Regions from separate parts of the Homo sapiens genome. Here region 2 is linked to region 1. Evidence: read pairs that join two places in POLR2A ChIA-PET (ENCODE). Cell type or tissue: Panc1. All regions are shown on one strand. Each heading gives the region's core, and the rest is flanking DNA. Links, peaks and the distances in the headings are about the cores only. Region 1 overlaps RAD51B (RAD51 paralog B). Region 2 overlaps RAD51B (RAD51 paralog B).

Region 1 (2,929 bases), core at 300-2,799:
TAGATGAAGAATTATAATTTGCAAATCATAAAGTCACTAATATTTAAAGAAATGCACATTTTAGTATGTTCTACAAGAAGGCTCTTCCTCATGCATTAAACTCTCAATGTAAATGTGATACTTAATGAGGCTGGTGCAAATAAGGAAAGGTTCCCTCATACCAGGCATTCCTACAAATTCTCTTGGGAATGAGTTCTCACAGTACGACTTCTGGTTGAAGGCTTTCCCATATACAACATATTCATATGATCTGTGCAACATGAATTCTCTGCTTTATGATTAGAGCTGATTACTGTGAGAAGGCTTTATGACTTTCAGGAAACAAATAAGTTTTTTTTTCCATATATGAATGCTCTGATGCATACTGAGAACTGATTATCTGGATACCAGGGTGACTGAATGGAGCCCTTATCACAGTCACTGCATTGATAGGCTTTATCTTAAGTATGAGCATGCTGGGTTTCTTCATATTTGACATTTGAAGGCTTCCTCACAGTTAGTTCACATATAGGTTTCTCTCCTGTATGAATTTAGTAACGTAGTTGAAGATGTGATTTCTTAGCAAAAGACTTCTCACAGATGCCGCATTCATGAGGTTTCTCTGAAGTATGAATCTTCTGATGAGTAGGCAACTCTGATTTCTGTCTGAAGGCCCACCAACATTCAGTACAAACAAAGAGTTTCTCTCTAGTATGAATATTTTCTGGGATGAAAGAAGACTTAATCTTTTGGTGAGAGTTTTCCACACTGAATACATATATATGGTTTTTCTCCTGTGTGAACTCAACTGTGCCCTAGGAGTTGTGGTATCAGGCTTGTTTTCTTATTTTATTCTAAATGCTTGTGATCATTGCTAGTGACAGCCTTCTAGTCCTGAGCCACAGCCAACCCTTCAGCCTCACTGAACAATGTGATTGGTACTAGATTATATATATTTTTGTTTTATATTTGAATATATTAAGGTGAAGTTGGATTATTTTCTGTCACATAATTGAAATGGTTCCACATTACATTATTGGAAAATCATTTGTTTTATACTGACCCATTACCTGATATTTTACCATTGAATGGCATTTTTAGTATCTTTGTGTGATTGTCTTTCAATTGAAGTTTTTGAGGGATATATGCAGCATTTTGTCATTAAATTTGTGCAGATACATATGATGGTTTCTCTGTTATATTTTATAATATATAAAACGTGCTAAAATTGTTACAGCAAGAATATTTGTTTTCTTAATCTTGTTACTCTCATTGTGATAAGTTTCTTATTATCAAAAGTGGCCTAAATAGTTATCAACTTATGTTTCATTGTCATGGGTTTAATGTACAAATAGAGATATTATTAATAGTATTTCCCAAGTCTTTAATATTTCATTTTTATTGGATGTGAGATCATCTGCCAGAGATAATTAATTTCATATTATTTGTGTAAGTATTATTTATTGAGTGTTAATACATAGCAGATACTGTGAAGAATATTTTATGTACCATCTCATTTAATCATCTTAGTAATTTTTAGTATGAAACTAGGTTTTCTTAAAAAGTCAGGAAACAACAGGTGCTGGAGAGGATGTGGAGAAATAGGAACACTTTTACACTGTTGGTGGGACTGTAAACTAGTTCAACCATTGTGGAAGTCAGTGTGGCGATTCCTCAGGGATCTAGAACTAGAAATACCATTTGACCCAGCCATCCCATTACTGGGTATATACCCAAATGACTATAACTCATGCTGCTATAAAGACACATGCACACGTATGTTTATTGTGGCATTATTCACAATAGCAAAGACTTGGAACCAACCCAAATGTCCAACAATGATAGACTGGATTAAGAAAATGTGGCACATATACACCATGGAATACTATGCAGCCATAAAAAATGATGAGTTCGTGTCCTTTGTAGGGACATGGATGAAATTGGAAATCATCATTCTCAGTAAACTATCACAAGAACAAAAAACCAAACACGGCATATTCTCACTCATAGGTGGGAATTGAACAATGAGATCACATGGACACAGGAAGGGGAACATCACACTCTGGGGACTGTTGTGGGGTGGGGGGAGGGGGGAGGGATAGCATTGGGAGATATACCTAATGCTAGATGACGAGTTAGTGGGTGCAGCGCACCAGCATGGCACATGTATACATATGTAACTAACCTGCACAATGTGCACATGTACCCTAAAACTTAAAGTATAAAAAAAAAAAAAAAAAAAGACACCACCATTCAGAACACAAAAAGCTACAGAAGGTCCAGGCTACTGAAAAGCATCAAGACCAAGCTGTTGTAAGTCAAACTGCTTTTATGATTGCATTCTTTGATGAAGACAATCCCAGAAAAAGAAGGTCATATTCTTTAACTCAAAGTGCGGGAATCTTGTGTCAGGGAACTACATATTCAACACCACATACAAAACTTGAGAAAGCAAAGTCTTCAACAGCAGATGCCAAAGTGGTTTCTTTGTCTTTACAGACTAGCTCTGTGCATCACAGAGTGGGGCATGGTGTTCCACATGGGAAACTGTTAAAACAGAAATCAGAGGAGCCATCGGTGTCAATACCCTTCCTACAAACTGCATTATTAAGAGGTTCAGGGAGTCTTGGGCACAGACCAAGCCAGGAGATGGATAAAATGTTAAAAAATCAAGCAACTTCTGCTACTTCTGAAAAGGATAATGATGATGACCAAAGTGACAAGGGTACTTATACCATTGAGTTAGAGAATCCCAACAGTGAGGAAGTGGAAGCAAGAAAAATGATTCACAAGGTAAATAATTGAAATTTGAGTGTGATCTTAGTTGTTGTGTGGTGTATTTGACTGGTGGAAATTATTGGAGAGTCAGCATGAGATGTTGTCATGCAGTCAGTGGTATGTGAATTTTAGGGTTTTATTAGGGAACTGCAAGACTAACAGTAAGACCAAC
Region 2 (2,929 bases), core at 119-2,618, 140 kb before region 1:
ATATCATTGTATTTACATTGTTAGTTTCTACCAGCATTCCCTTGTATCTTCTTTTATGGCTTTTTCTATTTCTGTGCCTTTTTGTTCCTCTTCCTTATTTTCCCCCTAAAGCCATAGGTAGAATGTTTGGTTTTAGAGTTTTATAAGAGGAGTATTTGACTTTTCCTTATAGCGATCTCAGATTTCATTAAGTTTGTGTTTTAGGATGATTTATAATATCAGTCTATGATTTGGGCTATTATTTGCACATTTTTGGCTTTCCTGTGGCTAAACTACTGGTGTTTATATAAAAAAGATTTTTTTTTATTTATTTATGCATGTAGGGGTTTCAGCCAAGATTCCTGTCTTTAGTACTGGAATATTTGAATTAGAGAAATTAAGAAAGTGAAAAAGGCTAAAGTTCTTGATTCTTACCTTTTATCCTTATAGTTAATGACTTATAAATATATTTCTTTGGGAAAATAAAGAATATCAATTGACTGTCACCTCAGTTAATCCCTCCAGCCTCTGCGTTTTTTCCTCTAGGTGACCTGTAAGGGCCTGCTCAATAAAGCCAGTGTGATGATGTTAGCTTTGTTGCATCTTTTAGTTTTCTTCTTTACTCATCCCACACTTCCCATACATATCCCGCTTCCCTTCCCTGGTGTGTTTAAAGGTAAAAGAAGTAAAGAAGTGGGAGAAGAGACAGTGTGAAGGAGGTGCAGAGGCAGACATGAAAAAGTGTCAGGAAGAAGTCTGAGTGTAGCCCTTAAAAGACTATTGCTTTCTCTAGCCACTACCCTATTCTGCTTTGTTCCTGTTGCCCCTACTTTAATATTTCTAAAAGGAGTTTAAAATAAAAATGAAATCCATTTGAATTTCAGTCTTGAACACTCAAATAAAAGTGCTTTTCTGAAAATCTACAATGATGTTTTTAAAACACCTTCCTTGATCACTCTGCTGCATTTTATGCAAAGATGAGCATTTCCTTCTGAAAAAAGGAAAAGACTTATTGACTAACTTTTGCCACATGAAACTGTATAATCAACCTCATTTGAAAGTGCACATTTCATTTGATGGCATTTGCAAATTGTTCCTTCCCCCCACCACCAGAACTTGCAATGTGAAAATGCTTCCATATGCTAAAAGCTAGTCTACTAATTTTACTGAAGGAGAAGAAAAGAAAGTATGGCTAGCCATTTTCTAAACATGAAGCTACAGTGTGGGCAGATTTGGCAATGGGAGCCCCTCAGAGTTCACTGTAAACAACTCTGCAACCCCCAGGCCTCACTACTGTTCAAGATGAGTGTAGAAAGTTGTTTTTGCCCCACAAAAGTAAATTTTTAAAAATGCAATTGTAATGTGTATATAGTTTTAAAATATCTAAATGCAGTTAAAATATAGTATTAAACTCTGATTTCTAATAGATTTGAACATTTTAAGTGAAGAAATACTTTTGCTTTCAGATTCTTTGTGTATCTCAAGACATTTTAATAGTTTTCAAGACATTTAAACTGAGTCTTCACTCTGGGTGGTGGGCCCCCAACCCCTAATGCGTGGCTTATAGCAATAGTTTTCTCCCTGATTTTCCTAATATTAGTCATTCTCCCTTTTAACACTGCGCTACTTGGTGCTACTAGGATAATCTTTCATAAATAACATTATGCCTTTTCCTGTTGACTGATCTCATTTACCCTAATCTCACCAATATTTCTCCCAAATCTGATTTATAATTTTCTTTAAGGAGTCTTCGTAGTAATCCCATCTGGCCCCATTTTTCAACAGTACTTTTGAACCAAGCTTCTACTATTATTATTTTCATGTTGATTTATTAAAGTTTTTTAAAAAATTGTATTATGTCTGTTCTTTTTTTCCCAAGTAGATATCAGTGTGATGGAAACACTATCTTCTATATCTTTTGACTGGAGTCTTTTATACTTCTGAGTACATGATAGATGTTAAATATATACTCTGTTAATACATATTAGCAAGTTTAAAATGGTGGCTGTTTGTTTAAGTCACATAAATTATCAAACAAAAGAGCTGAGTGATGGTACCTGCACAATGCTTAATATATAGTAGAGATGATAAAATAAATTCTACTGAAGTCTGTACTTCATCTTTTTAAAAGGTTTATTGCTTAGCTTTTAGAATTAATGGTTTTATCTTTGAAATAGAGAAACAGGTCTAGGGTTCATGCAGTTATAAATAAAAATTCCTTAATTTTATTTCTATTACTGTAGCATCTTATGCCAAAAAAAAAATATCGTAAAGAGGAAGAAGTGGCCAGGCATGGTGGCTCATGCCTGTGATAACAGCACTTTGGGAGGCCGAGGCAGGTGGATCACCTGAGATCAGAAGTTTGAGATCAGCCTTACCCACATGGCAAATCCCTGTCTCTACTAAAAGTACAAAAATTAGCTGGGCGTGCTGGCGGGCGCCTGTAATCCCAGTTATGGGAAGGCTGAGGCAGGAGAATCTCTTGGACCCAGGAGGCAGAAGTTGCAGTGAGCCAAGATCGCGCCATTGCCCTCCAGCTGGGCAACAAGAACGAAACTCCGTCTTAAAAAACAAAAAAAAGTGGAAAAAATTAGAGGACTAACATTACCTGATTTTAAGACTTATAAAGCTAGAGCAATCAAGGCAGGGTATTGGCATAAAGATAGAGAAACAGATCAGTGGGAAAGAATGGAGAGTCCAGAAACAGATTCTTATGTACATGGGCAACTAAGTTTTCACAAAGGTATAAAGGCAATTCACGGGTGAAGGGCCAAACTTTTTAACAGATGGTGCTAAAACAATTGGATATTCATGTGAAAAAATTATTTATATCACATACCATATAAAAACTAACTCAAAACAGATCATAGACTAAAATGTAAAAACTAAAACTATAAAACTCCTTAAAGAATACATAGGGAGAAAGTCTTTGTTATCTTGAGATAGGAAA

The links. ChIA-PET counts read pairs that join two places held together with the same protein. Peaks named below come from ENCODE experiments on the same cell type or tissue, not always from the same donor. Only the 100,000 strongest peaks of a DNase experiment are listed, where the experiment ranks them.
Region 2: POLR2A ChIA-PET joins it to region 1 with 12 read pairs; 2 of 35 experiments call an interaction of 5 or more read pairs at or near these places.

What each region holds. Positions count from the first base shown.
Region 1 is chr14:68,113,341-68,116,269 of GRCh38, forward strand. The region is part of intron 7 of RAD51B (RAD51 paralog B); the gene reads left to right. It also overlaps the pseudogene LOC100420174. Among named protein-coding and RNA genes, the nearest start is that of RAD51B, 300 kb to the left of the region's middle. In Panc1, for the core only: no CTCF peak of the experiment used is centred there; no DNase peak of the experiment used is centred there; H3K27ac peaks cover 541 bases.
Region 2 is chr14:67,977,900-67,980,828 of GRCh38, forward strand. All of the region lies in intron 7 of RAD51B (RAD51 paralog B), which reads left to right. Among named protein-coding and RNA genes, the nearest start is that of RAD51B, 160 kb to the left of the region's middle. In Panc1, for the core only: no CTCF peak of the experiment used is centred there; no DNase peak of the experiment used is centred there; H3K27ac peaks cover 2,191 bases.